Regions from separate parts of the Mus musculus genome. Here region 2 is linked to region 1. Evidence: chromatin loops called from intact Hi-C (ENCODE). Cell type or tissue: gastrocnemius. All regions are shown on one strand. Links, peaks and the distances in the headings refer to the core of each region. The heading gives the core; the rest is flanking DNA. Region 1 overlaps Car10 (carbonic anhydrase 10). Region 2 overlaps Gm35148 (a long non-coding RNA gene).

Region 1 (15,909 bases), core at 6,337-11,336:
TCATATTCCATGGCTTATCCTAGCCCTGGGCTAAACTGTTACTTTTTGAAGTTGTAACTCAGGAAATGGGCAGTCCTTCCCCCATTCAAAAATGGGATAACAATGACACTCCCTTGTATTTGTAAATAGCTACTTGCAAAGTACTTTGCACTTGACAAAGCACTTTAATTGCTTCAATTATTTTTTTAAGATGCCATTATTGAGTTTACTGAGTATCCACCCCATTTATTTATTGACTATTTATTAAGCAACTATTACCATTCTGAACACTAAAGAGTCAGAATGGAAAAATAAGACAGTGACCTAACACCGAAGAAAGCTTAAATTAAACAAAATTAATTTAGTATTTTATATGTACGTGTGTTTTTCCTGCATGCATGTCTGTGCACCATGTGTGCCTGTTGCCTGAGGGGGTCAGAAAATTTGTCAGATCCTCTGGAACTGGAGTTACAGATAGTTGTGGGTGCTGGGAATCAAACCTGAGTCCCCTAGAAGAGCAGCCAGTGCTCTTAACCACTGAGCAATCTCTCCAGGTCCCAATCTTTTGTTTTTGAGGTAATTTTAGATTTATCAATAAGGTATTATAGGAAGTTTTGTATACCTTTGATTCATTTTCTTTTAATGTTTAGTAGTGTGATGGTTTGTATATCCTTGGACCAGGGAGTGGCACCATCTGAAGGTGTGGCCTTGTTGGAATAGGTGTGACCTGGTTGGAATGGGTGTGCCACTGTGGGTGTGGGTATAAGTTGCCTGGAAGTCAGTCTTCCACTAGCAGCCTTTGGATGAAGACATAGAACTCTCAGCTCCTCCTGCGCCATGCCTGCCTGGATACTGCCATGCTCCCACCTTGATGATAATGGACTGAACTTCTGAACCTGTAAGCCAGCCCCAATTAAATGTTGTTTTTTATAAGACTTGCCTTGGTCATGGTGTCTGTTCACAGCAGTAAAACCCTAACTAAGACAAGTAGTATCTTAAATTACCTTGCAATATTTTTTGTTGTGGTTAAGAAATGAACACAGACTGTTAACTGGACACCACAATCCAACAGTGTTCCCAGCACCGTGCTTTCCCTGGTTTAGGCTCTACTCCAGTCTTTCACATTTCTTTAGTTGCTGTCTCTCCCCAGTGTCCATTAATCTGTGACAGGCATCAGCCTTCCCTTCATTTTCACAATCTTAAGACTTCGGAAGGGTTCTTATCAGTCACGAAGATCCTCAGTTAGCATGTTTTTCTGATGCTATCTCATGATCACACTGGCCTTGTGCACACCACAAAGGCAGAGTTCCCTTCACATCACACTGTTAATCTGTCTGCCTTGAGACACTTGCCAGATCCTTCATAAAACGTACTGTTTTCTTTTCCACCTTCTTTTCTTTGGAAAGGAGTCCCTATGTACTTTCCTCATGTTAAAAGGACTGGAATTAGTAAAGATTGGTTTTTTCATGAAAAGAGATAGAAAAAATAGTTAATGAAGTGGATAAATAGACAAGAACTGTGATCAGCGAACGATCAAGGTTGAACTGATTGTTAAAATGAGGTGACACAATGGAGAGTGACTGGGAGAATAGGGACAAGCTCAGCTCTGATTGCATTGGTCATGATAAGACCAAGGGAAGAGCAGGGCAGGGATAGGGCACAGCTTCCAGTGTAGGAAGAGACAGGACACTGATGGGCTGACATACTCCTGCTCAAACACTCTCACCCACCAGAGGGAAAGCGAGGCTCCAGTACTGGTCCAGAAACTCCCCATCCTTCCTCAGCAACACTGCCTAACCTTCCCCCATCCCATTTCCCTGCTCCCACCTCTCAAATCTCTTTCCAGTCCAGCTCCAGCTCAGCTGAGCATTTTGAGCACTCGCTGGCACTCTCAGTGCCATACTTAAGCCTTGCATTGGATTCTCCAAGTAAGGAAACCCTGTTCTCCAGCCAGCCTTCACAGTCAGCTACATCATATCTTTTAATGTTATGATCAAATGGTTCCTTCCAAGGGATGCCTATATTGGATAATGCTATGATCAAATGGCCCCTTCCAAGGGATACCTAAATTGAACTTCTTATGCAAAAGAGCAGTACACCCTCACCTCTCATATCCCTAAACTGCCTATCCAGCTCTTCTTCCCATATTAGCTTTAAGTCTTCAAATACAAACATGTGCATACATACATATGTACACGTGTGCTCACAAACATTCGTATACATCTCAGTTTCCAGTATCAGGTTCTCTGGACACTAGAATACCAGCTCCTGGGTTGAGGGGGGGGGGAGTTCAGAGTACATATTTATGCCCTGGGCACTTTCTTTCACTAACTGGATTCTTTGACAAGTGAATAGGAGACTATGACCCTTGATGCTGATCCACTTGATGCTGAATTTTTATTTTATTTTATTTTATTTTATTTTATTTTATTTTATTTTAGAAAGGAGTGTTAGCACTCTTAGGCTTACAGACTTCTTCCCTTTCATTACAGTTCAGACAGTAGGGGATTCTCTTGTCTTCTCTACCTGGTCTGGTGACAAGAAAGAATGCTGTGGATGTTGAGGGTACATTCTTTGTAGAAATCATGAAAGGGAGGCCAAGTCACACCATCAGGGAAGGCAAAATAAGTCGGGGATAGAAATCTCTGCCAAATAACCAAAGTATCGGGGCAGAAGATAAGCCGGTAAGGCCTAGGCTGCGCCACTCTCCGGCCTGTTTTATAGATCAGGAAATGGTGACAGACAAGTGTAGGCAGACACTGCCAGTGCTATCATGACCCCTGCTAGCAGCTCTGGCTAGAGCATAGCAGTTCCTGTCCACTCTCATGGCAGAGAACGCCTTCTACCATGGTATGCAGCTAGAGAGGCTCTGGAATGAAAGGGTTTCTTCTCAGGTCACGGGCTGCACATCATTCATACATACTGTGAAGGTTCGCAGATTCACCCAGTAGGAGCTCAAGCATGTTTTTTCATAGGGGAACACATAGAATTCATCATGCCAAATGGTGGAGTTTAGGAATCGTTCTGGATTAGACATTGTTTCATTTCTTTGACAAAGGAGGCATTGAACACTCTGCTCAGACTTTGGCAAGCCCTAGGAGGCAGGAATGCATTTCCCAAATTGGATTATTTTTCTGAACACATTGGTCATTATTTCCTGGTTGACATGTTTTGCAAATCTGTCTAGAGAATCAGCAGGGACTTAAGGGAGGTTAAAGGGATTGATGCATGCTTGAAATGAAGCCAGTCACACTACGGCTAGGAAAGCAGTGCTTTTACGAACTTAACCTTGACCCCAGCCTTTGACCCAAGTGATCATTCTTTTACTTTCGGAAAATAAATAAAATGCCTGTCAATATTGAAAAATAAAATCCGGCACCTACAATATTAAAGATCCATTGCAACTGAACTTTTTTTTTTAATTAAAATGAACATTAAAATTAAATAACCTTAAATAACACCTTCAGTGTTGATTAAACTTGGTCTCTGCTCAGGAAAGCTGCGTGCTTCTAACCTGTTGGCATTTGTCAAAATATGAATAGTGAGAAAATGATCCCAGGGAGGCTAACCTGGGCTTAGCTACTCAAAAGGCTTTTAGAAAGTGTTCTAAGCTGGGACTTTGAAAAGACAGTTCATCACGAGGGACAGAAGGATTCCTTGGGTTTTCCACTGCCTAGTTACAGTTGTCATATACTTGTGACCTATAGTTCCTGACAAAGGTGACCAGGAAAGAACAGGCATCGTCCTTTATACAAGGTGGCCAAGAATGTGAAAATGACCTCAGTCTACAAGTCATTGGGGGCAGCAAAAAAATAAAACTTTTTGCTCTGAATTCTGGACTCTGACAGATGTGAAATGGCGGCCACTGTTATGGTAGAAATGTCCCTCTCCTCTCCTCTCCTCTCCTCTCCTCTCCTCTCCTCTCCTCTCCTCTCCTCTCCTCTCCTCTCCTCCCCCCTCCTCCCCTCCCCCCTCCCCCCTCCCCCCCTCCCCTCCCCTCCCCTCCCCTCTCCTCTCCTTGCCTTTCCTTTCCTTTCCTCCTGTTATTTTTTCTTTTGGTCAGGCGGAAGATGTCACCCCTTTGTTAAGTCAAGTTGCCTATCTCTGAGCCTACTGTTTTATTTTTCTCTTCCTTCAAATAAATAAAAGACTTCTAAGTAACTATTGGAGAAGAAGACAAATAATGAGGGAAGGGGGAAAGTCACACTTGAAACCTCCTCTGTCCAGACACCACACTTCTGTTCTGTACCTGATGTCATTTCCTTTCATTCAGTCAGGAATCCCCAGAAGTTGATGTTATTAAATTATCATTGCCTTCATTTGGTGAGAGTCTATGTAATTTGTAAAAGGGTATACAGAAAATGGGAGAGTTGGTATCCGCATATTTGTTTGTCTGATACTAACTCCAGGGGTGATGTCTTTGAGGCCAGCCCATGATATATGCATGGCAGCGTGGGTGGTTAGACGTATGAGTAGATAGGAGGAAGCTAGGATGACCATTGAGATCCCTGTGATGAGTCAGACTGTTGTGACAGTCATAAGACACTAAATCTCTCTGTTTTGTGCTGCCTGCATGCATGCTTCTATACTAACAGAGGGTGATTCTGCTTGTCTGGGATGCTCTCATTCTATGTCAGCCATGTTCGTACTTCTCTCTTTAGATCCTCTCTAGGGGCGGGTTGATGGTTTAGTGGGTAAAAAGCTTGCTATACAAGCACGAAGACCTGGGTTTGGATTCCCAGCACACATGTAAAAGCCCACTGTAGTGATCTGCAATCCTAGCATTGAGGTCAGAGAAGAGGCAGGGCGGGATGGTGAGTGGGATCCCTAGGTCTTGTGGATATAGCTAGTCTATTGAAATGGTGAGTTCTAGGTTCGATGAGAGACCCTGCCTCAAAAAGTAAGATAGAGAATAATAGAGAAAGATATCCAATATTGACCTCTGACCTCCACATGTGCATACTTGGGTACACACACACACAGACACACACACACACACACACACACAGGCGCGTGTGCGTGATACAGTTACTCTTTTTTAACTTTTAAATCTAGATAATGATGCGTCCTACTTCAGCTTCTGAGTTTTGTCAGGTTAATCAGAATAGGGTGATAGATATACCTTATTCATCAAATTGTCATATTTTGGGATGTCATCATGGATTGTGGCATCTCTCTTTGCCAGATAATTGTCCTTCCCATCAGACAGACAGGTCTCTAAGACCTGCGTATATTCATTACCATGCCTAGCATGAATAGCCTACTGGGTGAAAGGGATATTAGATAGATGTTAGAAAATTCAAATGTCTTCATTGAGGAATCTGGAATTGGGATGAGCAGCCAGCTAGCAAGCCAGCTAGTCCAGAATGGTCTTGAGCTAGAGGCTATCTCAAGTGAGGCTCTTCTCTCAGGTGACTTCAAGGCTGTGTCAGGTGGCAATTAAAGCTGACTAGAACAAGTCACTCTGAGTCCTGTGGCATATTTTAAAGGCTTCTCATCAAGTTCTTCTGTTAGCTTACTTACCCCTCAGTTGAGAACATTTCTGTGATTTGTGTTTGCCTTACTAAAATACCTTTAGTGATTTATACTCTTAAAGGACAGACAAGGCACACCACAGGCTGGCACTGTTTGTGGCTCAGAGTATTGTCTAATCTCACAGACTAGATTTAGCTGTTTCCTCTCTGAGAGACAGAGATACCACCCCGATGGTCATCTCCAAGACTGCTGCATGTTTCCAGGACAGTAGCTTATTGGTAGGATATTTGCCTGGGTAAAGGACATAATTCCCTAGGGTTGATTCTCATTATCATAAAAAGTGGCTATGGTGATGCTCAGTCATAATCCTAGCACTCCCGAGGTAGAGGCAGAAGGGCCAGGAGCTCAGCTTATCCTTGGCTACACAGTGAGTTCAAGGTTAGTCTGGTGTATATGTAGCTCACCTTGCCATTTCATCTCTGTGCAGGATAGTTTTATGTCAACTTGACATAAGCTAAAGCAATCTGAGAGGAGGGAACCTTAATTAAGAAAATGCCTCTGCGATATCAGGCTGCAGGCAAGCCTGTAGTGCATTTTCTTAATTAGTGATTGATAGGGGAGGGCCCAGCCCATTGTGGGTACTGCCCCTGGGCTGGTAGTCCTGGGTTCTGTAAGAAAGCAGGCTAAACAAACCACGGGGAGCAATCTAATAAGCAGCACCATTCCATGGTCTCTGCATCAGTTCCTGCCCTGTGTGAGTTCCTGTCCTGACTTCCTTTGATGATGAACAGTGCTGTGGAAGTCTAAGCTGAATAAACGGTTCTCTTCTGGAACTTGCTTTGTTCATCCTGGTGTGTCCTCACAGTGATATAAACATGATCGGGGACAATCTCCTTTCTGCTCTGAGGAGTCAAGTGCTGCAAGAAACTGTGAAGCTCACAGTCAGCTATTGGATGGATCACAGGGCCCCCAATGGAGGAGCTAGAGAAAGTAACCAAGGAGCTAAAGGGATCTGCAACCCTATAGGTGGAACAACAATATGAACTACCCAGTACCCCCCAGAGCTCATGCCTCTAGTTGCATATGTATCAGAAGATGGCCTAGTGGGCCTTCAGTGGAAAGAGAGGCCCATTGGTCATGCAAACTTTATCTGCCTCAGTACAGGGGAACACCAGGGCCAAGAAGTGGGAGTGGGTGGGTGGGGGAGCAGGTGGGGGACTTTTGGGATAGCATTGGAAATGTAAATGAAATAAATACCTAATTGAAAAAAAAGATCTATATACCTTTAAAAAAAAAAAGAAACTATGAAGCACTCAGGAGAGAGACAGGGGGCAGTAGTAGGGAAAATGATAAGAGAGGAAGATGGGAGGGGCCGGGCTCCCTCTGAGTGCTTTGAAACCAACTTGTTCTTTAATTAAGGGAAGGAAAAACAAAACAAAACAAAACAAAACAAAACAAAAAAACCCACCCTTTAGTAAAGATGGCCCTAAGAAAATTAAAATAATGTAAATTAAGCTAAGGGAGAACTCTACAAGTGCCACTAGAGCTTGATGAGATCCAGGGTTTGGATGCCCCAGATGTTTTAAAAGAGGAGTTGGCAAATGCTTTCTGTAGCATGTGACCAAGAAGGAGGCTAGATGCCCACATCAGAAGGGAGGTACAGAGAGTTTAAGGTAACGTCATCGGCTGTTCTGGTTCTCTGTAGACTAGAACAGAGACAGCCTAAAGAATGAAGATGGTGATTCCCTGGCGTCCTTCCGTGGGGCCACCGATTTAGAGAAATCAGTTAATTTGTAATTAAATCATATAAAACAAAAGGTCTCAAAGGGAGTCCATAGCTCCTAATGAAATACTCTATTAACTACAAGGGCAGTGAGTTACATAGGTGTGATAGAATACGTGTGTGTCTGTGTGCTTGCATGCTAACAGCATGTTGATGGCAGCAGGAAGAAGCTATTCACAATTTTAATAGTAGCACAAGATCGCATGCACACATGCACAGAACAATCTGAGCATTACCTTCTGGTGTCACATACAATGATGTAACCTCCTAAGAGTTCCCCTAAGGCAGGTATGAGAGTGACTGCTTACAAAGTGTATACCCACTCCTCAGAGGAAGGTCTCCAAGATAACACAGGGGTTTTCTTACACTCCAGTGGTTCTGACACTTTGGGTAGCACTGTCACCCTCAATTAATATAGGTACGACGAGATTACAGAAGAAGACTTTATCTCTACCATGACATGGTGGTAAATGTCTTCAAATGACAACACAGGAAAGGCTGAGGCTGGAGGATTGTGAATCAAGGCTAGCCTGAACTTCAAAGTGAGACTCTGCTTCTATAAGCCTATAGGGGGACATGAGTGGACTATAGGGGGACATGGATGGACTATAGGGGACATGAGTGGACTATAGAGGGACATGGATGGACTATAGGGGACATGGGTGGACTATAGAGGAACATGGATGGACTATAGGGGGACATGGATGGACTATAGGGGACATGAATGGACTATAGAGGGACATGGATGGACTATAGGGGACATGGATGGACTATAGGGGACATGAGTGGACTATAGAGGAACATGGATGGACTATAGGGGGACATGGATGGACTATAGGGGACATGAGTGGACTATAGAGGGACATGGATGGACTATAGGGGACATGGGTGGACTATAGCGGGACATGGGTGGACCACTCTAACCCTTTAATTTTCTGGGTGGGGGAAAGGAGAGGCTAAGTGGCTTGCATAAGACCATCTAGACCTAGAGTGACCATGTACTTATCAACCAAGTAAGCCAGGATACTTATTTGCTCTAATTTATTTAATTTTTGAGTTTTCATGCAATTATGTTTTGTATGTTGAGAACATCCTCCCATCTCCCTGAACTCTCCCCCCCCCCAGCCCCCACCTATCACTGGAATGGTTTGAATCTCTAGACAGTTTAACTTCTGCTTTGTGTCATATAATAATAAATGATTGTATGTATCTCTATAAAATCTTGGGAACCATGGATGAGAGAAAAGAGATGATACTTGTCTTTCCAAGGCCAGCTTAATTCACTTGATGTAATTATCTCCAGTTGCACCAGCTTTCCTGCAAACAGCTGCAAACAGCTGTTCTTTAGGGCCGAGTAAACCTTTAATTGTGTATATTTATATCATACTTTCTTTATCCATCCCTCTGTTGTTGAGCATTAAGATTGGTTCTAGAACTCTGCTCTTGTGAACAGTGTTTGCAATAAATGTGATAATGCAAGTGTCTCTGCAATCTGTTGACTTGGAGTCCTTGGCATTCAGTGAAAAAAAAAAAACCAAGTAACAAAGGCTGGTGAGTGCATGGGTGAGGGAAATCCTTATACACCACTGGAGGAATGGACACAGATGTGGTCACTATGGAAGATAGTACACAGGTTTCTCAAAGCAGGGTCCTTCTGTGAGTGAATGCAGGAGCTGTTACCATTAGTCTAGATCCACCTGTTGCCAGGGGAACCAGGTCAGGTGACTGATTATCCTATTTCAACAGCTGGACTTGGAGAGGCAGGGACATAGCCTCTTCATTGCTGCCATTTGCAAGAACAGCTTAATAACAGAGGGATAGATAAAGAAAGTATGATATAAATATACACCTTCTGGGGACTTGGAAGGGCGCCCCCTGGTGTCTGGAATAGGGAGATACTTCCTCAACTGCCCTCCAACTCTGAAGTCTTCCCAGCACTCAGTCCTAAGTACGTTAGTCCAGTTGTGCTGTTGTAATGGAATAACTGAAGCTGACTAATTAACATAAAACTTCCTTTGGCAGTTTTGGAGGATAGGAAATCTAAGAATGAGGTTCTAGTGAATTTTGTTGTTGGATAAGGAATATATTTTCCAGAGATGGGACAGGTGCTGTATTTTCTCATGGTAGAAGGTAGAGGGTCAGCCTGGTCATTTTTTTCCCCACAGTTTCTCATTTATAAGGCTGGTACTCATGTTCATGAGGGAGGAGCCTTCATGGCTTCACCATGGTACAATTCCACAGGAAGTATCTGAACTCTATAAACCACCACAGTGGGTATTAGGAAAAGTCCCAGTCCTGATGAGGACACATGCCCCAGCAGGAGATGGCACCTTTTGCAAAGATGCTGGGATTTCTTCCCCCAGGCAGCCCTACTACTGGCAGCATTGATGACAGCTCAAGGAAACTGTCAAGCAGCAAAGTGCCCTGCGTGTTGAAGCCACTCACAATGGCTGATGTAATTTCTGATGCTCACTTCCTGCCTGGATGCCACTCTGGAGTTTTGTTAGATGGGGCGAAGGGCTGGGGGAAGCCTGAGGAAGCCTGTCTCTGCTAACGAAAGCTGCTGTTTGGAGCAGCTGCTGAAGGCAAGACCTTGCCTGGGCAGACCATTTTGAATCTTGATTGTGGTGCAGGCTATACAAGTACTCTCTGTCTGTTAGAATTTAGAGAAGTATTCTCCAAAAGAGAAACAAGTCAACTTGTCTGTCTGTGCTGTGTGATACTTTCTCCTGAGGAATTTGTGAAGAAACATCTGCCCACCCAGACAAATCAAACAAACAACTCCACTGAAGTCTAGCTTGGTAAACCACTAAGTTTAATTGGGGTTACCTATAGGAGTATGGCTAACCACCAACGAGTAAATGCCCCCTATCCCAGCAATCCTTAATGGTGAGTCTATCCCTATAAGGAAGTGGGGTCTTATGTGGTTAGTAGGCTGCCCTTTGAGCCTTCCCTCCTCTCTGTGATGGCCCCTATCTCCCAGGGATAATCACAGTTGCAGAGAGTCTAGAAGGCAACAGCCATTCCATGCCTGGATGACAGCATTCTACAACAGTGTGATAAAATAAAATAAAAAGTTGGAGCATGTCAACGGTATAGTGCTAGCTTAATGAACAGTTAAGTTACCAGTGTTGGGGCTTGGACTATTGACGGTGAGGGGCCACAAGCTCTTCAGAGTGATCTACATGGTTATAGTGGTCTTAGTGAGAGTATTTGTGAGAACACATCACACTGTTCGGTTGAATCACTGAATAGTTTTGTTCATACACTAAATTCATTAAAGCTGGGGCGGGGATACAATCTCCTTATAGTACAGGCATCATTATTTGTTTTGCTTCATTAATGAGGAAACTCATCATTAAGGTACTAGGAAGTTGAATAGCTTGCCCACTGTCATAACTGGCAAGTGATGGATGAACTAAATGCAGGAACTAATAAGCCTACCAGTTGGTACCTCTAAAGTGTTAACAGCTGCTCATGCAAGCAAGTCATAGCTGGGCATCTCGGCCAGGGGAGCACATCAGCCCTTGGAGGCAGGTGCAACGGACAGGAGATGCTTGACCCCTCATAGTGGACCTTACAGAACGAGCATCTGTGCTGCGGTGGCCATTTGGGTCTATACACAATTAGTCATAGTGATTTGCTTTGAAGGCCTGGCACAGGAGTACTGAGTCCTGGTCCAGAGACCTGTGATCCCTGGGGAGTTTCCCCTTCTGGCTGGAAGTGTGATTTAAAACCTCCAGGCTAAGCTCATTTTGCCAACTTGCTCCTGCAGGATTTGGTTTCAAGGCCAACTCCAGAAATTTCTAGCTCAGCAAATACTATTCAAAGCAAGAGAATGTATCCATCCAAACCACCTTTGAAACGGAGGAATAGTTTCCCGTGCTTTGGCAGGAAGCAGTAAACATGTTTATATACAAATTTACAGGTATACAACACCATGCTTATTGTATCTGGGCAAAGAGAGGAAATTACAACTGCACCCCTGTGCATACCTCCCTGGGGTTGCTATCCTGCTCCTCTGTATGGGGAAAGTGCATGAAGGAGCCACAGCCCTCAGCAAGCACCCAGACTGATGTGGGTTGTATTTCACACCTGAGGTGCAGTTTAGAGAGGCAGGCTCCTGTCTCACTTTACCGTGGGGGTGGGGTGGGGTGGCAGTAGCAGGTGTAAACTGTTTTAAAGCAGAACTCAGAGGAACCAAAAGATCACGTCCGGTCTCACAGTAGGACATTTAGTGTTAGAGCAATTAGACTGAACTGAAATCAAGGAGCTATTGATGAGTGAGAGCCAGAGATGTCTTCACTGTATAAGCCTGAGTCAGAGATCAGGGTTCAAATCCTAACTCTTCCCTGTACCCACCAGGGGCAGGGCTGAAAGCAGCTCCTTTCAACTCTCCAAGTTTCTTTTCTTCATGCATAAAATGGTACGGATGAGCACTAATTCTCTCACTTATTGCGTGGATTGGTTATGATTATATTATATCGTACCCAATAACATTGTATATGCTCAGTAACGTACAGCTGCTGGGAGTGGTGACATTAACTCATGTAATTATTCAATAAATCTTATCTGCAAGAAATCTGAGCACTGTTAGAGTGGCCAATAAACGACTCAAACAGTGCTTTCTTTATCACTTAAAGGGCCCCACCACAGGAAGGGCTTCTGTTGTGCTGCCACTGGTGCTCAGTAGATACTCTGAAATCCATACAGGACCATCACCATGATTGATCAAACAAAGGCTAGGGATGGTTTATGCAGCTCTCCCTTTACCAAGACTGTACAGCCACTAAATAACTGAACAGGCTCTTGAAATCGGATACTCTGGGTTAAAATGTCGCCCTGTGTAGTGTGCATGACTGACTCATAGGTCAATGCCCTTTCTCCTCTGCAGGCTATCTCTGCTTCCCTCCAGCCCACTTCCAGCAGAGGTTACCACTTGGGGATTGCCTTAATGAGCAGAGCCAATGAATAATCATGAGCATGATTCTAGCATTGCCGGTTCAGCACTGAGCTAGGGATAGATTTATAGACACTGACTCTGGCTGGTATTTGGGGATGGATAATTACCTTCACTTACGATATCCTACACTGCTTTGCCTCAGTATTTACTGACCAGGATTCTGCCCTTTTCCAACTGATTCTGAACACGGGCATGCCACAGGCAGCTAAGTGGCATAACTCATTTGAGGTGACCATAAATCTAAGGCTTCCACCAGAAATGATGCAAAAAAAAATTAATGGAACATGAAATCAAGTAAATGGAATTGAGTACAGTAATTAGTTCATATTTTAATCCTCAGGTCTGTTTATTATCTGTCAACCGGTGAGCAATTAAGTCAGTGCCGTCGAGATGATTAGCTTTGTTTCAAAAGAGGTTTATCGATATGTCAGAGCAGATGAATCCAGGAGTTTTAAATGGCTTTATTTTGAATTGCAGAGCAGTACATGCACAAGGTGGATAGACAGCATTAGTACCTAGATGGCTTTTATTGACTGTAACAGAGCCATTCTGGAGATAATTGGTGCATGTGGGTGGGAACCCTCAAACTGCGCAGACACTGTTTATAGCTCTAGGTTCTTTTATTTTCCCGAGCATGGCTGTGTGCCTAGTATGTATACATATGTGTTCACATGTGTTTGGCACATATGTGCATGTGTGTGCATGTGAGTGTATCTGCGTGTTTGTCTGTATGTATGCATGGGAGCCTGGAGTTGACATTGGGTGCTGTGCTGGGTGGGTTTAATGTCAACTGGACACAAGATCGAGTCATTTGGAAAGAGGAGATCTCAATGGAGAGGAAAAAAAAAGTCCCACCAGAAATGGGGGCATTTTCTTCACTGATATGGGAGGGTCAAGTTAATGGTAGGCTATGCCACTTCTGGGCTGGTCATTGTGGGTTCTGTAAGAAAGCAGTCTGAGCCATCAGGAGCAAAGCCAGTCAGTAGAGTTCCTCTGTGACCTGTGCTTCAGTTTCTAGATGCAGGTTCCTGCCTTGACTTCCTTTGATGATGGACTGTGATGTGCAAGTGGAAGTGAACCTGTCCCTACTCAAGCTGGTTTTGGTCAGGGCGTTTGTCACAGCAGGAGAAACCCTAAATAAAAGAAATGTCTTCCATGGAACTCTCTGCTTTATTTACTGAGACGGGGCACTTCCTGAGCCCGGACCTCACCAGTTATAGCTAGTCAAGTGAGCCAGGGATTTCTGGCTCTCCCTAGGGATTCCTTGTCTCTGCTTTCCAAGAGCTGGAATTACAGATATCTACTACATCCAACACAGTTTTACAGGCATTGTGGGGATCCAAACTCAGGCCCTCTACTTCGAGGGTGAAGATTTCCTCCAGGGAGCCATCTCTATAGTCCTGTCTCTAATTACTGAACGCAACAGTGTGATTGAGTTTTCCTTCTGAGACCCAGGGAAGCATCACTGGACTGCATTTTCTGAGCTTTCTTTCTATATTTCTTGCAACCAAATCCTGTTTATCCTTGGTTTGACCCTGTTGGTCCTTTTTTTGGGAGGGGTAATTTGGTGACTTCTATATGTATCTTTTGTGGATATTTCTCATTGCTTATGCTTGTGAATAACTGGCCCATGTCTTGTTGTCTTGAGGCTTGTGTCTTGTGTCTATAAAGATGGTATTCTGCTTGCAGATGCAGGAGATATGATTTGGGGGATCTCCTTACTCTCTAGTGGGTGACTCACCTAAATTACCTAAAATGCCTCTTGAACCCCAGGGTTTGGTAGAACTGTAAATTTAGTGTGACACATTAAGCACTGAGCTATCGTGCCAGGAAAGTCAGGATCTACTTCTAATTCTAACACAGAATGTTAGTGACCTTTGGCAGGTCGCTTGCCTTCCCTGGCATTTGGTGACGATTCTGCAGGTGTGTTGGAAGAGATGACCCCACAGGTGCTTCTGGCACAGCCACTACATATGGAGACTGTGAGTCCAATCGATTGTTTCAAATCCAAGTCTGTACCTTAAAGCAGGAGACGTGACTTTTCCTTGAACCTCTTCAGTTTTTCATGAACTGTTGTTGTGGGTCAGAACAACAAGGAGTAACCCATTCAGTTTCTAGCTTTGGAAAAGATTTGGAAATGAGATTTTTCTTTAAGTCTGGCTATTTCACAGCAGTGCTATGAATGTGACTCATCCATTAGGTATACTGTCACTGGCTTCTTTAAAAGATTTGTTAACTTAATTTATGTGTATGTGCCTGAGTGGATTTATGTGCACTACATGTATGCAAGTGCCTGCAGAGGCCAGAAGAGGGTTTCAGGTCTCCTAAAGCTGGAGTTACAGGCAATTGTACTGCCTGATGCTGGAAAAGGAACAGAGTCTCTGCAAGAGCAGCGAGCACGCCTAACTGCCGATCTGTATTTCTAGTTCTCTTTCACTGCTTTCTAAATAAACCAAGACCTCATTCAACACTTGTAAAATGATGACAATGATGGTTGCCATGGTGACGGTCACGTCTGAAGCTGAACCTCAAGCAAATCGCAGTTTTTAAAGTTTCTGTCTTTACATTTTACCTTGCACTTCAGCAACTCCCTCCTTGCTTTTGGGCAACAATATGAAAGGATAGATATTTAAGCCCAAAGGAAGAGGATGGTAGTCATCATGATGTCATCCTAGTGGGACAGACCAGAGCTACCTGTAGGTCAGGATGGAGTGAGTGGGATAGTGGCACAAATCTCCATTTGTGAGCATCTGCAGTGGACGAACCAGGAAGTTGCTCAATGAACTGAGCTTTCCTTCCCCAGACATAAATGTAAAAATGCCCCAAGAAAAGCCCCATGGCTCGGGCACCACCCTCTTGAAGTTGTGTTTATTCTGTGCATGGTCAGCATCGGGATCTCAATTCCTGTTTGCCAGGCTTCTCAAAGGCCACCCTGCCCAGTCCGGGTAAGCTTGCTACCTGGAACTCCAGACTTTGGCCTCTAGCACTGTCAAAGACAAGCTCCCTGTCTTGATCTGGGGAGCGATTCCACAGCTGAGATGAAGAATGGAAATGAATTATTTTAACACACTTGCTCTCAGCCATTCCATTGTTCTTCCCTGGTGCCCTGAAGAATTCACTTACCTTGAATTTGTGAATAATTTAACATATAAATTCAAAAATCTCTGTTAATATTGACATTAACTTCATTAGGGTTGACATTATGACTATAGAATTTTGATTATGACATAGTGGGCATAATTTAGGCACTTTGAAAGCTCTAGTCTATATTATCTTCATTTACTCCTTCCATTTCTTTGTTCAGCAGCATTTACCCACAGCTCCTTGTGTGCACAGGGAGATATTTTTAAGGAGTATAACCCACTCTGGGACTGCCAAGAATTAACAGTCTAATCAGAAGACAGGTTATTCTGCTAGATCACAGACTCCTTAAAGAAAGCCCCCACTCACAAACTCTGGCTTTGCAGTTTTTAAATTTCCCTACTGAGCTAGAGCTGGAGATAGGCAAATAGCCATTTGTGTGGAGAGAAACCTAGGCCCACCCTAAGCATTGTCATGATATCAGAAGTTCCAAGTTAAATCCAACCTTGACATTCTTGTTTGGATGACCTTGGACCTTCATCACCCCAGGTGAGAAGAACAAACTCATGGAACTGATGTTTGCCCATTAAAAGAGAATTCTGTCAGTGTGCTTTCAGAGAGACTTTCA
Region 2 (15,909 bases), core at 4,244-9,243, 300 kb before region 1:
AGAGACAAGGTACACAGACACACAGTGCTGTATGCAGACTCTGTTATAAGGGGCTGGAGACCTGTTCTACTGTGGCCAGCCTTGTCAAAGACAACAGCTGGGGGCTGAGCTGGGGCGAGAGCATCTTCTGGAATTTCAGAATTTTAAAAACCGAACTGAAGACGTTCCCACTGTCTCCTCCTTGCTTAGTACTTTATTCTAGAGTCTTCTCTATGCCTCTTTGCTCCAGAAGACTCCTCCCCAAGCCTTGGTGTCACTCTAAGCACCCTTGGCACACCCCAGAAAGCCAGGGCAGAGTCCTGCTGGGGTCAAGTTCTCTGCTGCAAAATACAAATTAGTTCTGAAAACATCAGCCATGTTGAATCAGTTTGAATAAATATTACCATTGTCATCTTATATAAAAGCTATAACCATTGATAGGACATGCAAACCTTCTGATTGTCAATAGCCCTCTTGGAGTCAATGCTTTTTAACCATTGTTTGATGTTCAGGCCCCTGTGTCTTGTTTTCACTTCTGTTGCTGTGGTGAAATACCCAGATAAAAGCAACTTAGGGGGGAAGAAGGGTTTATTTGGCTCACAATTCTGGGTTATAGTCCATCATGTGGGACAGTTAGGGCAGTAGGAAATTGAAGCAGATAGTCACATTACATCCCCGGGCAAGAGCAGAGAGTAATGGGCGCATGTGGGCTCACTTACTTGGTAGTGCTCACTCTGACTTTTTTCTTTCTCTTATGTAGTTAAGGACTTCTAGTCTAGGGAATGGTGCTGCCCATAGTAGGTTAGGGAGCTTCAATTAACTTAAGATAATCCCACCCATACATGCCCTTAAGCCAACCCAATGTTTCTCATTGAGACTCTCTTTCTAGGCAATTCTCAGTTTTTGTAAGTTGACAGTTAAGGTTAACCATCAAACCATGTGGTTTCCTGAGATGGGAGATAGCTATGGTATGAAAGGCTAAGTCATCCTCAAGAATGTGGGCTCTGTGTAGAAGTCACATCTAGGAAGGTGAAACAGAGTCAGATCTCATACTAGTTAAAAACAGAAAGCAGGAGGCTGGGGAGATGGCTCGGGCTGTAGTGTTAGCTGGGCAAGCGTGAGGATAGAAATTTAGATCCCAGCACATTTTCAAAAAGCCAGACACAGAAATGTATGCCGGTAATCCCTGAACAGAGAAGGTAGAGACAGAGGATCTCAGAGAATTGGTGCCTAACCAGTCTAACTGAGTTGACAAGGTCTAGGTTCAGTGGAAGATTCTGTCTCAAAAGGTAACATGGAGATTGAGGAAGATATCCACTGTCAACTTCTGGTCTCCCCATGCATGAAATCTCTCTCTGTGTCTCTGTTTCCCTTTCTGTCTCTCTCTCTCTTTGTCACTGTCTCTCTCACTTTTTCTCAGCACAAAGTGTTACTGAACCTGAGACTAGGATGATCTGGTAAACTCCACAAACAGGAGTGTTCGACTTATGAATGTTCATGTGGACAGCAGTCTGATGGTTTAAGGTAAGGGTTTTTTTTTTTTTTTTACATTTTCAGCTGTTCCACCATAGTTCTTTAATTCCCTAGCTATATGACTGTAGGCAAGTTTCCTAGACTTTTCTAACTTCAGTTCCCTCATCTATAAAATGAAGAGAATAATTCCTACCTCACAGGGCAGCACTGGCCATCTGACAGAACAAGGTTAAGTGGTAGCATGTTTTAAAACCATGGTCTCTATGAAAACACTATGTGTGGAGTGTGAGAACTCTCTTCCTGGTGAATGGTGAAGGAAGGAGAATCCAACCATCAGGGAGTGATCCTATAACCTAGGGAGGATGAATAGACAACATATCTGAGTGGGTGGATAGGATGGGAACAGAGTTGCTAGGGAACCAGCCATAGGACTGCAGGAATGAAGGATGTGATGCAGGATGCAAATGCACACAAGCAATCCAGGCTTAAGTGAGTTGCAAACTACTGGGGGTGGGGCAGGGTGGGGTTCACCCACCCAAATACCACCACTGGGTACCAGCAATCTGCTCTTCCCTCTAGGGCTTTGGAAGTAGTGGCCACAGGAATAGCTCCTGTGTAGCCTATCCCCTCAGGGCTTTAAGACAGTGTGTTGTATTGTAGTGTTTTCTAAGCAATGACTATGACACATTTTAGAAATCAAGATTCGAGATATTCAGCAACAACAGTTTGGGTACAAATGTCCCATAGTCACTCAACATTGAGATTCCATGCTACATAATGAAGCTATATTACAGAGTCTGCCATCTTCTAATAGATGAGCCCAATACAGACATCCATGGTACATGGCACTTGGTCCTTGAAGTGAAAGAATTTCATAATGCAGCAATAGAATGCACACCAGACTTCAAAGAAGCTTAAACAAAAGGGAGGGTGAGTTCTTGGATTGAGCTCTGAGTGTTCTCTCTGCCCTTCTTCTCCCCTTCTGTCAAACTCTCCTTCCTTCCTCTTTCTCTTCCTCTCCTCCCCCCCCCCCACTCCTTCTTCCTTCCCCTTCCATTTTCTTACCCCAAATGGTACCACTAACCGCATCCTTTTGTTCAGCAACCTCATTGGTTTACCTTTTATCATGTGCTCATTTTGGGCCAATTAGGAGGATGAAAGTGTCCTGATTGACCTCTTGTGGGAGGGGGTAGGCTTGGCTTCCTCTCTGAACCACTGAGAGTATGGTCTTTTTTTTTTTATTTATTTTATTTTTTTTATTTTTTTTTTATTAGGTATTTAGCTCATTTACATTTCCAATGCTATACCAAAAGTCCCCCTTACCCACCCCCTCCCACTCCCCCCCTTTGGCCCTGGCGTTCCCCTGTACCGGGGCACACAAAGTCTGCGTGTCCAATGGGCCTCTCTTTCCAGTGATGGCCGACTAGGCCATCTTTTGATACATATGCAGCTAGAGTCAAGAGCTCAGGGGTACTGGTTAGTTCATAATGTTGTTCCACCTATAGGGTTGAAGATCCCTTTAGCTCCTTGGGTACTTTCTCTAGCTCCTCCATTGGGAGCCCTGTGATCCATCCATTAGCTGACTGTGAGCATCCACTTCTGTGTTTGCTAGGCCCCGGCATAGTCTCACAAGAGACAGCTACATCTGGGTCCTTTCAGTAAAATCTTGCTAGTGTATGGAGAGTATGGTCTTTGTTAGAAGATAGGAGTGGGTGTTGGCAGGCAACAGCAATTGACACTCATAGGACTTCAATGTTAACTATCCACGTTTAACTTTCTAAGTCAATAACTGTCTTTCTTGTTCACCATACTAACTTTAGCACAGCCCACGGGATGTGTGCGTATGCATGTGTGTGTTCCCACTGATGAACAAATACATTAGATACTTCTTTAGCGAATTCACTGGCAATGTCTGCATCTCTACTGGAACTCCCTGGTGTTTATGGGAGTTAAGTATTAATTTTTGTTTCAATTGAGGTACAATCTATATAACTAAAGTGAATTATCTACAGGTACATGACTCAATAGTATCTGGTGTATTCACACTGCTTTTCAAATGGCACTTATTTCAATTCGTGAAACATCGTCATAATCTCCAAGACACGCCTCACCCTCTTAGGCAGTTGCCTTTTATTTCTCTCTTCCTGATCTCCTGGCAACCACAGAATGCTTTCTCTCTTTATGATTTACCTATATTTCCTATACCATACCATCCCTTAATGAAAGCAGTTAAATTCAGTGGATATTTTTTGTCTTGTATGTATCAACAAACAGAAACACACACACACACACACACACACACACACACACACACACAGCAATCCCCTCATATTTGATGGTAAACAGCACATACAAGCTTGAGAAAAGAAGTGTTTGGGATCTACCTGAGTTCTTTCTAGAAGCCATGCCCAGTTCGGTAATTGGGTACCACATGCTGCAAACTTACCAGAATCCAGTCTTCCATTTCTACTCATTTCTGCCTGCTGGCTGCTTCTTTCCCTGCTCAAGTGGGGTTTTCTGGTGTTTCAGAACATATGGTGGAAGTGTCGTCTCCCTCATCCCTTATGTTCTTTCCCATTCAGATGCTAAAGGGCCCTGGGCCCCACTTCCAACTTGTGGGAGAGTAAATCAATTGGTCCAGCTTGACTGGTACCTCTCCCTGCCTCACACTGTGGGCTCAGGGCAGTGCCCTCTGAAAGCTGATGAAGGAGCTTTGTGAACAACAGTAGAGGATGACATAGATCTAAGCCAGCAGGGAGCGGGACCAGCAACAACTCCAAGCCAGGGGCATCTCCTCTGGAGACCTGCCTGTTGCTCATAAGCCAGAGGGCTGTGCTGGTCTCCCCGAGCGTGGCCGTAATTGATTTTTGCTTTAGAGGATTTCATGGCCCTTCTTGAGATAATAAAAAGGACTACCATAAAATTCTTCCAAACAAAATCAATTGCTTTTCTCTCCCCCAGCACACAGAAGAAGTCAGCTGTTTCTCTGAATGATCAGTCTCCTGAAGCACTAGTGCCTGGGGTCCAGGGGAGGCAGGCGATTTGGTTTTGGAGGGCGTTTGTGCCAGTTAGAGTCACACGGATTTGTGTCTCGTGCCCCTCCTAGATCTTTGCCCCATTTCCTGTCTCGGGAGATTTTTCCCCCCTCTACTTTCCAAACAGAAGTCTATGAAATTGGCAGGCCTCTAGAAGTAAAAAGGATGCTAATGGTGGCAGGCTAATGGTGGAGACCCCCATTTATGCTATTTGAAAAAGCCACCTTCTTAGAAAGGCTCTGGAGAATGGCTTTAGCATCTTAGACTGTCTGCAGTATCTGCTGCAGGCTCTGTTGATGGCTAAGCAGAAGGGTTTTCCTGGGGAAGCATGGCCAGCCATTTTCCCCTGGGACCTCAGGCTTCCTGTGGGTCTCTTGGAGTGCACAGTGGCATGGTTATATAGTTGCTTGTGTTCAGAGTTACATGCAGTTAACACTGGGTGCTGAGAAGTTTGGCAATGTGTAGAGGATAGAGCAGTGGATCTAGAGATAGGAACTTCCAGGCTCAGTCCTGGCACATCTCACTTGGAGCTGTGTGGGTTTGGACTTCTTGTTTATATCCCCGAGTGTCAACTTTCTGGTTTGTAACACAGGGAAGTATCCCCGTGTTCTTTCTCTTCTATGTAAGACTATCAGGAAGAGGGTTGATGGACTGTGAGTTTAAAATGTGTGTGAGCAGTCGAGCTGCCTCCCCGGATATGGGAAGTATTCTGGCCATTGCACCCAGGTTTGTTAGTTGAGTATTGTAGTTAATAATAATCAATGATCAATGAAGATACACATGCCATCAATGCTGGGAGGAACACTAACGGATGGAGCTTTACTTTGTTCTACCTTTAGAAAAAGATTTATTTAAAAAAATTAAGTCTATGTATATTTGTCTGCATATAAGTATGTGTCTGGATGTGCATGTCTGGATCCCTGGCATTGGGGATACAGATGATTGTGTGGGTGCTACTATGTGGGTGCTGGTACCCAAACCTGGGTCCTCTGCAGGAACAGTGAGTGCTCTAGACTGCTGAGCTGCCTCTCCAGCTCCTTCTTATATATTTTATATGGACTCATCCTCTAGGAAGTGGAGCGCAATCTTTAGCCCATCTATAGCTATCTAAGCACATTCCTCAATGACCTTGAACTTTCTATACAGCCTTAGGTTGTGGGAAGTAACCGGAGGGATTCTGCGGATGCCCGATGAGCACTGCGAGGATGCTGGGGATAAAGTCTTTACTTCACAGTCTTGTCCCACCTGGAGGAACTTGAATCACACCCACTTCTGGCTTAATGCTATCTTGGTTATTCCTGCAAGCAAGGATCTAGAAATGTCCATAGCACCATGCTCAGGACCAGCTTCTAGGTCTCTCTTGTCACCTTTTTTTCAGAGTTTGGTGATCAGCAATGTAGGCTCCAGTTGCTTAGGCCGTGTAGAAAGGGCTTGTCCTCGCACAGTTTAAGAGTAATTAACATGGTGGAAAGAGAGCAATTTGGATTCCATCTTTGGAGTTCTGCCCCTTGTGACTACCTTGTAGTGGGAGGAAAATGACCCTTTAGGCTCACCATGGCATTTTCTTTTGAATAAATGACAAACATTCATCATGTAAAACATCCCAGCAACATTTCAGCCTGTCATTAATGACCTTATTGGAAAGAACATATGATTTAAGAGTTAAACCTTTCATGTCAACCTCTTTTAGCTTAGATACATACATCTGACATAAAATTAATATGGCTTTAGCCTGCGGTCAAGTAGTAAATCCATGACTTCCCTGTGTCTAAGAATCAGCCATCTCCATCCTCCCCTTATAAAAAAGCAAATGTACTTAATTCAACTCCTGATAAGTCCTGGATATATATTTGGATGCCTTCATTCATTTTGACCAACTGATGGAATGTTCTCTGAGATGTCAGAAGAATTATTGCTGAATTTCAGGGCTCAAGCTTGGAGCGGTGAGTGTCTGTTATTCTCTCTGATAGCTGTATGTCACATTGTGGACTTGTGGCTGAGGAAATGATTTAAGTTAGGAGGAAAGACAATGAATATTGAAGTGACACATGACAGCATGCAAAGCTTAGGCTGCTTTGCCTGCTCCTCTTTAGTACACACTCACTTAGCCTGCAGTGGGAAAGATGTGGACTCTTGACAGTCGCCTTGCCTTAGGATGCTCAAGTGTGTGCAGTGCCCTAGCTTGGTCTGGTTCAGGGGCATCACAGAGCCGTGGAGATTGTAGCTGCCTTTGAGTTCCCGCCAGTTGTTATTCAATGAGGTCCCTGGTGTGGGACAGCAGTGACTGCCAAAGGTGTTTTCCCTGAGAAAAGAACTTGCTCCCCCCCCCTTTTCCTTAGAGACAGGGTTTCTCTGTGTAGGTAGCCCTGGCTATTCTGGAACTCACTCTGTAGACCAGGTTGGCCTTGAAATTAGAGATCCACCTGCCTCTGCCTCCCAAGTGCTAGTGTTAAAGGTGTGCGCCACCACTGCTCAGCTTGAAGAAAGGTTTTATTTGAGATGTCTCAGGCTATAAAGAAACGTGATGCCGATCCTGACTATGTTTGATCGCTGAAACCTATACAGTAGGAGGAGAAAACTGATTCCTGTCCATTGTCTTCTGACTTTCACACACATGCTGTGGCATGAAAGTGTTTGACAGGAGGCGGCGCCATCTTCGGCTCCAGGCAACCGGCCATCTTCCTGGCAACCGACCACCTTCCTGGTGAGTGCACAGGGATCCGCCAGCCCGAGAGGTTTGTGCCTCAGGCCCCGGCGGGAGCTTCCTTGGCTCCGGGACTCCGTGGAGGGCAGGGTGCACGGGTGGCGGTGTGGAATACAGAGGCCAGCTGTTTCTGGGACAGGCGAGAGCCATAGAGCTTCTGAGGCGGCGCCATCTTCGGCTCCAGGCAACCGGCCACCTTCCTGGCCAAAGCAACACAGCTTCTGGGAAAGATCCTGTTTTGGGCCTCCATCTTCAGCCAGGAGGAGGTCCAAACACCAGATAACTGTGCACCTTCCCTGAAAGAGGAGAGCTTGCCTGCAGAGACTGCTCTGACCACTGAAACTCAGAGGAGAGAGCTAGTCTCCCACATCTGCTGATAGAGGGTAACAAAATCAATAGAGGAACAATCTCTAAACAAAGACAACTATAACAACTAACTCCAGAGATTGCCAGATGGCGAAAGGTAAACGTAAGAATCCTACTAACAGGAACCAAGACCACTCACCATCATCAGAACCCAGCACTCCCACTTCGCCCAGTCCAGGGCATCCTAACACACCTGAAAAGGTAGACCTGGATTTAAAAGCATTTCTCATGATGATGGTAGAGGACATAAAGAAGGAATTTAATAACTCACTTAAAGAAATACAGGAGAACACTGCTAAAGAGTTACAAGTCCTTAAAGAAAAACAGGAAAACACAACCAAACAGGTAGAAGTCCTTATAGAAAAACAGGAAAACACATCCAAACAGGTTATAGAAATGAACAAAACCATACTAGACCTAAAAAGGGAAGTAGACACAATAAAGAAAACCCAAAGTGAGGCAACGCTGGAGATAGAAACCCTAGGAAAGAAATCTGGAACCATAGATTTGAGCATCAGCAACAGAATACAAGAGATGGAAGAGAGAATCTCAGGGGCAGAAGATTCCATAGAGAACATCGGCACAACAATCAAAGAAAATGGAAAATGCAAAAAGATCCTAACTCAGAACATCCAGGAAATCCAGGACACAATGAGAAGACCAAACCTACGGATAATAGGAGTGGATGAGAATGAAGATTTTCAACTCAAAGGACCAGCAAACATCTTCAACAAAATTATTGAAGAAAACTTCCAAAATCTAAAGAAAGAGATGCCCATGAACATACAAGAAGCCTACAGAACTCCAAATAGACTGGACCAGAAAAGAAATTCCTCCCGACACATAATAATCAGAACATCAAATGCACTAAATAAAGATAGAATACTAAAAGCAGTAAGGGAAAAAGGTCAAGTAACATATAAAGGCAAGCCTATCAGAATTACACCAGATTTTTCACCAGAGACTATGAAAGCCAGAAGAGCCTGGACAGATGTTATACAGACACTAAGAGAACACAAATTCCAGCCCAGACTACTATACCCAGCCAAACTCTCAATTACCATAGATGGAGAAACCAAAGTATTCCACGACAAAACCAAATTCACACATTATCTCTCCACGAATCCAGCCCTTCAAAGGTTAATAACAGAAAAAAATCAATACAAGAACGGGAACAATGCCCTAAAAAAAACAAGAAGGTAATCCCTCAACAAACCTAAAAGAAGACAGCCACAAGAACAGAATGCCAACTTTAACAACAAAAATAACAGGAAGCAACAATTACTTTTCCTTAATATCTCTTAATATAAATGGTCTCAACTCCCCAATAAAAAGACATAGACTAACAGACTGGCTACACAAACAGGACCCAACATTCTGCTGCTTACAGGAAACCCATCTCAGGGAAAAAGACAGACACTACCTCAGAGTGAAAGGCTGGAAAACAATTTTCCAAGCAAATGGTCTGAAGAAACAAGCTGGAGTAGCCATTTTAATATCGGATAAAATCGACTTCCAACCCAAAGTTATCAAAAAGGACAAGGAGGGACACTTCATACTCATCAAAGGTAAAATCCTCCAAGAGGAACTCACAATTCTGAATATCTACGCTCCAAATACAAGGGCAGCCACATTCATTAAAGACACTTTAGTAAAGCTCAAAGCACACATTGCACCTCACACAATAATAGTGGGAGACTTCAACACACCACTTTCATCAATGGACAGATCGTGGAAACAGAAACTAAACAGGGACACAGTGAAACTAACAGAAGTTATGAAACAAATGGACCTGACAGATATCTACAGAACATTTTATCCTAAAACAAAAGGATATACCTTCTTCTCAGCACCTCACAGGACCTTCTCCAAAATTGACCATATAATTGGTCTCAAAACAGGCCTCACCAGATACAAAAATATTGAAATTGTCCCATGTATCCTATCAGACCACCATGGCCTAAGACTGATCTTCAATAACAACATAAATAATGGAAAGACAACATTCATGTGGAAACTGAACAACACTCTTCTCAATGATACCTTGGTCAAGGAAGGAATAAAGAAAGAAATTAAAGACTTTTTAGAGTTTAATGAAAATGAAGCCACAACGTACCCAAACCTATGGGACACAATGAAAGCATTTCTAAGAGGGAAACTCATAGTGCCTCCAAGAGGAAACGGGAGAGAGCACATACTAGCAGCTTGACAACACATCTAAAAGCTCTAGAAAAAAAGGAAGCAAATTCACCCATTTTTTATTAGGTATTTAGCTCATTTACATTTCCAATGCTATACCAAAAGTCCCCCATACCCACCCACCCCCACTCCCCTACCCACCCACTCCCCCTTTTTGGCCCTGGCGTTCCCCTGTACTGGGGCATATAAAGTTTGCCTGTCCAATGGGCCTCTCTTTCCAGTGATGGCCGACTAGGCCATCTTTTGATACATATGCAGCTAGAGTCAAGAGCTCCGGGGTACTGGTTAGTTCATAATGTTGTTCCACGTATAGGGTTGCAGATCCCTTTAGCTCCTTGGCTACTTTCTCTAGCTCCTCCATTGGAAGCCCTGTGATCCATCCATTAGCTGACTGTGAGCATCCACTTCTGTGTTTGCTAGGCCCCGGCATAGTCTCACAAGAGACAGCTACATCTGGGTCCTTTCAATAAAATCTTGCTAGTGTATGCAATGGTGTCAGCATTTGGATGCTGATTATGGGGTGGATCCCTGGATATGGCAGTGTCTACATGGTCCATCCTTTCATCTCAGCTCCAAACTTTGTCTCTGTAACTCCTTCCATGGGTGTTTTGTTCCCAATTCTAAGGAGGGGTATAGTGTCCACACTTCAGTCTTCATTCTTCTTGAGTTTCATGTGTTTAGCAAATTGTATCTTATATCTTGGGTATCCTAGGTTTGGGGCTAATATCCACTTATCAGTGAGTACATATTGTGTGAGTTCCTTTGTGAATGTGTTACCTCACTCAGGATGATGCCCTCCAGGTCCATCCGTTTGGCTAGGAATTTCATAAATTCATTCTTTTTAATAGCTGAGTAGTACTCCATTGTGTAGATGTACCACATTTATTGTATCCATTCCTCTGTTGAGGGGCATCTGGGTTCTTTCCAGCTTCTGGCTATTATAAATAAGGCTGCTATGAACATAGTGGAGCATGTGTCCTTCTTACCCGTTGGGGCATCTTCTGGATATATGCCCAGGAAAGGTATTGCTGGATCCTCCGGTAGTACTATGTCCAATTTTCTGAGGAACCTCCAGACTGATTTCCAGAGTGGTTGTACAAGCCTGCAATCCCACCAACAATGGAGGAGTGTTCCTCTTTCTCCACATCCACGCCAGCATCTGCTGTCACCTGAATTTTTGATCTTAGCCATTCTGACTGGTGTGAGGTGGAATCTCAGGGTTGTTTTGATTTGCATTTCCCTGATGATTAAGGATGTTGAACATTTTTTCAGGTGCTTCTCTGCCATTCGGTATTCCTCAGGTGAGAATTCTTTGTTCAGTTCTGAGCCCCATTTTTTAATGGGGTTATTTGATTTTCTAAAGTCCACTTTCTTGAGTTCTTTACATATGTTGGATATTAGTCCCCTATCTGATTTAGGATAGGTAAAGATCCTTTCCCAATCTGTTGGTGGTCTTTTTGTCTTACTGACGGTGTCTTTTGCCTTGCAGAAACTTTGGAGTTTCATTAGGTCCCATTTGTCAATTCTCGATCTTACAGTACAAGCCATTGCTGTTCTGTTCAGGAATTTTTCCCCTGTGCCCATATCTTCAAGGCTTTTCCCCACTTTCTCCTCTATAAGTTTCAGTGTCTCTGGTTTTATGTGAAGTTCCTTGATCCACTTAGATTTGACCTTAGTACAATGAGATAAGTATGGATCGATTCGCATTCTTCTACATGATAACAACCAGTTGTGCCAGCACCAATTGTTGAAAATGCTGTCTTTCTTCCACTGGATGGTTTTAGCTCCCTTGTCAAAGATCACGTGACCATAGGTGTGTGGGTTCATTTCTGGGTCTTCAATTCTATTCCATTGGTCTACTTGTCTGTCTCTATACCAGTACCATGCAGTTTTTATCACAATTGCTCTGTAGTAAAGCTTTAGGTCAGGCATGGTGATTCCACCAGAGGTTCTTTTATCCTTGAGAAGACTTTTTGCTATCCTAGGTTTTTTGTTATTCCAGATGAATTTGCAAATTGCTCCTTCTAATTCGTTGAAGAATTGTGTTGGAATTTTGATGGGGATTGCATTGAATCTGTAGATTGCTTTTGGCAAGATAGCCATTTTTACAATGTTGATCCTGCCAATCCATGAGCATGGGAGATCTTTCCATCTTCTGAGATCTTCTTTAATTTCTTTCTTCAGAGATTTGAAGTTTTTATCATACAGATCTTTCACTTCCTTAGTTAGAGTCACGCCAAGATATTTTATATTATTTGTGACTATTGAGAAGGGTGTTGTTTCCCTAATTTCTTTCTCAGCCTGTTTATTCTTTGTATAGAGAAAGGCCATTGACTTGTTTGAGTTTATTTTATATCCAGCTACTTCACCGAAGCTGCTTATCAGGTTTAGGAGTTCTCTGGTAGAATTTTTAGGGTCACTTATATATACTATCATATCATCTGCAAAAAGTGATATTTTGACTTCCTCTTTTCCAATTTGTAGTCCCTTGATCTCCTTTTGTTGTCGAATTGCTCTGGCTAATACTTCAAGTACTATGTTGAAAAGGTAGGGAGAAAGTGGGCAGCCTTGTCTAGTCCCTGATTTTAGTGGGATTGCTTCCAGCTTCTCTCCATTTACTTTGATGTTGGCTCCTGGTTTGCTGTAGATTGCTTTTATCATATTTAGGTATGGGCCTTGAATTCCTGATCTTTCCAGAACTTTTATCATGAATGGGTGTTGGATCTTGTCAAATGCTTTTTCTGCATCTAACGAGATGATCATGTGGTTTTTGTCTTTGAGTTTGTTTATATAATGGATTACATTGATGGATTTTCGTATATTAAACCATCCCTGCATCCCTGGAATAAAACCTACTTGGTCAGGATGGATGATTGCTTTAATATGTTCTTGGATTCGGTTAGCGAGAATTTTATTGAGGATTTTTGCATCAATATTCATAAGAGAAATTGGTCTGAAGTTCTCTATATTTGTTGGGTCTTTCTGTGGTTTAGGTTAGCCAAGGAGACTCCCGCCGCTGCTGGGGCCTGAGGCACAAACCTCTCGGGCTGGCGGATCCCTGTGCACTCACCAGGAAGGTGGCTGGTTGTCTGGAGCCGAAGATGGCGCCACCTCAGAAGCTCTGTGGCTCTCGCCCGTCCCAGAAACGGCTGGCCTCTGTATTCCACACCGCCACCCGTGCAGCCTGCCCTCCGCGGAGTCTTGGAGCCAAGGAGACTCCCGCCGCCGCTGGGGCCTGAGGCACAAACCTCTCAGGCTGGCGGATCCCAGCAGTGTCTTTCTATACATATAACATGCCAGCTTACAAGTTAACCAGGAGGGGTTTCTCTGAGGCTGTGCTAGGGTCTCTTTTTCAGCTCATAACTCTTTCTTCTGAGTCATGCACATTCCACCAACCAAGGAGTCTGCCCGAGGACCGCTCTCAAAGTGCCGCTGTACCTTAGCCTTAGTCAGGGTTTCTATTTCTGCACAGAAAATCATGACCAAGAAGCAAGTTGGGGAGGAAAGGTTTTACTCATCTTACACTTCCACATTGCTGTACATCACCAAAGGAAGTCAGGACTGGAATCACACAGGGCAGGAACCTGGAGGCAGGAGGTGATGCAGAGGCCATGGAGGAATGTTCCTTACTGACTTGTTTCCCCTGGCTTGCTCAGCTTGCTTTCTTATAGAACCCAGAACCAGCCCAGGGATGGCACCACCCACAATGGTCTGGGCCCTCTCCCCTCGATCACTAATTGAGAAAATGTCTTATAGCTGGATCTCATGAAGGCATTTCCTCAAGGGAGGCTCCTTCCTCTGGAATAACTTCAGCTTGTGTCAAGTTGACACAGAAACCCAGCCAGTACAGGCCTCCTTCCCATTCACTGACACCTGACTCTCATTTCTACTCCTTTCTCTCTGTTACGGACTCCAGGTTGATGGCCGTTCTTCATGTATCCAGTCACCCTGTCATCCTGGATGCTGAGGTTCCCCCACTCTGAATTCAGCCCACTCTGGACCAATGCCTCAGTCTGAGCCTCCAGCCCTGTCTGGAGCAAGGAGGCTTTGTTTTAGTAAGCACAAGACAGTCTCATGAAAGAAGAGATGAAGTGTGAGTGGGTACCACTGCTGGCTATAAGGTATGGACCTGTGTGAAGATTGTGGTTGGAGTTAAAACAGCAGCTGCGGGGTGGGATGAGGAGTGGAAGCTGGGCCTCCTGAGATGCAGTTGTGGAGATTCTTTGTGGAGATCTCATGTGGAGAGCATGGAACAGGGGAGACCCTTTGGGAACCCATCAGGAGCTGAAAGAAATAAGCCCTGCTGGCATCTCTAGTTCCTTCCAGGACTGAATGGAGAATGGAACCCAGTGGTCAAGATTGTGGCCCTCACAGAGGATGTCCTGTCACATGGTCCCTTTGGCATTTCCTTTGTTGTGCTTTCTGTTTGCTTCCATATTCCATCTACCACTCTGTTGATTGATTTCCCCCAAACAACTGGGATCCACTCACACACTTTGCCTCTGCTTCTTGTAGCTTGGTAAAAAATACATGTCAATGTCTCATCCCGCTGGGGAAACTCCTGAAAATCCTCATCTCTTCACTCTGCTGCCTCTCTGTTGACACTGCACTGTACAGTGCAGAACATTTTCTCCATTCCAGAAAGTTCTTTCTAAATATACATGCACATACATGCACATATAGTTTTTTTGTTTGTTTGTTTTTTTGTTTTTTTTTTTTGAGACAGGGTTTCTTTGTGTAGCCCTGGGTCTCCTGGAATTCACTTTGGTAGACCATACTGTCATTGAACTCAGATCTTTCTGCATTTGCCTCCTACGTGCTGGGATTAAAGGCATGCGTCACCATGCTCGGCTTTTAAATATTTTTAGTTGGTGTGTGTGTGTGTGTGTGTGTGTGTGTGTGTGTGTGTGTGTGTGTGCAATGGGTGTGGAAATCAGAGAACAACCTAGTGGAGGTACTTCTCTCCTTCCACCGTGTGGGTCCTGAAGATCAAACTCGGGTCGTCAGGTTTGGTGGCATGCACCTTTATTCACTGTGCCACCCCACTGGCTCATTCCGGAAAGTTCCCAGCAGGTGTGACTCAGGTGGTCAAGAAGTATAATTTTCATTTTTATTATAGTATTTATTTTAGACTCTTATTACTCTAGGTGCTGCATAGCCTCACCCAGAGATGCCACCTATTCTCCTGTGTGTTGGAAACTTTGCCTTCTCAGTCTCTTAGTTTTATTCATTTTTTTCCTCTTGTGACAAAGTGCTTTATAATCTTGGGAACCTCCTTTCTCTTCTGTGGTGGGACAGATTCTAGGAGTCTTACATTAGGCCCAGGTCTTTGGGTGGGAGGACTTGGTCCCATCCTTACCATGGTTCCTGAGACACCCTTCTCCTCATTTGAGTATTGGTCCATGAAGGACAAATAGTACTTGAGGTCTTACAGTAAAAACGAGCAACCGGGCCACTCCCTCCCCCTCTTCCTCTCCTTCTCTTCTCAGAACCATCCCCTTCCATTTTTAAAAAGCCATTTCCCCAGGCTCATAAATAATGTGCCCACGGCTCTCTCTTGACTTCTTTGCCTCAGACAGTATCTGTTTAACTCTTAGAATGGAAGATGGGAATTCCTTCCTTGTTTCCAGCTCTTTCCACTCTCATATCTTTCCCATTCAATTGTATCACAAGTTTTGGCCAATATAAAGAGTTTGTTCATTATCACAATTTCCTTACTTTTGGTCATTTTGAATAAATTATATATTATATATATATATACATACACATACATACATACATACATACATACATACATACATATATATTTAGGTCAACTCCCCTAAAATGTTATTAGCTTTTCTGTTTCTCGTGTTTCTGGTTAAGTTTCCTCCTAACTGAGAGATGGTTTGTGGTTACAGATTTCCTTGTTAGGCAGAGGCAGGTCTTTCTTTTCCCACCCAGGACCTCTTTCATGTGGGGCCCTGGTGTCCTGTCCGTCTGTCCTGGTGCTTAACCTGCTGCATATCCTCACCCAGAGATGCCACCTATTCTCCTGTGTGTTGGAAACTTTGCCTTCTCAGTCTCTTAGTTTTATTCATTTTTTCCCTCTTGTGACAAAGTTGACCATGTTAGTGGAGTATGGCATCTGGCAGTCTCCTAAGACAAGGATGC

What was found. Peaks named below come from ENCODE experiments on the same cell type or tissue, not always from the same donor. Only the 100,000 strongest peaks of a DNase experiment are listed, where the experiment ranks them.
Region 2: it touches region 1 in a loop (4-fold over the local background); 18 of 42 quality-filtered maps call a loop at or near these places.

Annotation. Positions count from the first base shown.
Region 1 is chr11:93,496,878-93,512,786 of GRCm38, reverse strand. The region is part of intron 5 of Car10 (carbonic anhydrase 10); the gene reads right to left. Among named protein-coding and RNA genes, the nearest start is that of Gm24856, 92 kb to the right of the region's middle. In gastrocnemius, for the core only: a CTCF peak has its summit at 9,114 (motif pointing left); a DNase peak (open chromatin) is centred at 9,079.
Region 2 is chr11:93,792,433-93,808,341 of GRCm38, reverse strand. Gm35148 (a long non-coding RNA gene) reads left to right here. Exons shown (of 4, transcript XR_388958.2): 1 at 1-9; 2 at 1,400-1,503; 3 at 13,673-13,877. Among named protein-coding and RNA genes, the nearest start is that of Gm35148, 8.0 kb to the left of the region's middle. In gastrocnemius, for the core only: no CTCF peak of the experiment used is centred there; a DNase peak (open chromatin) is centred at 7,204.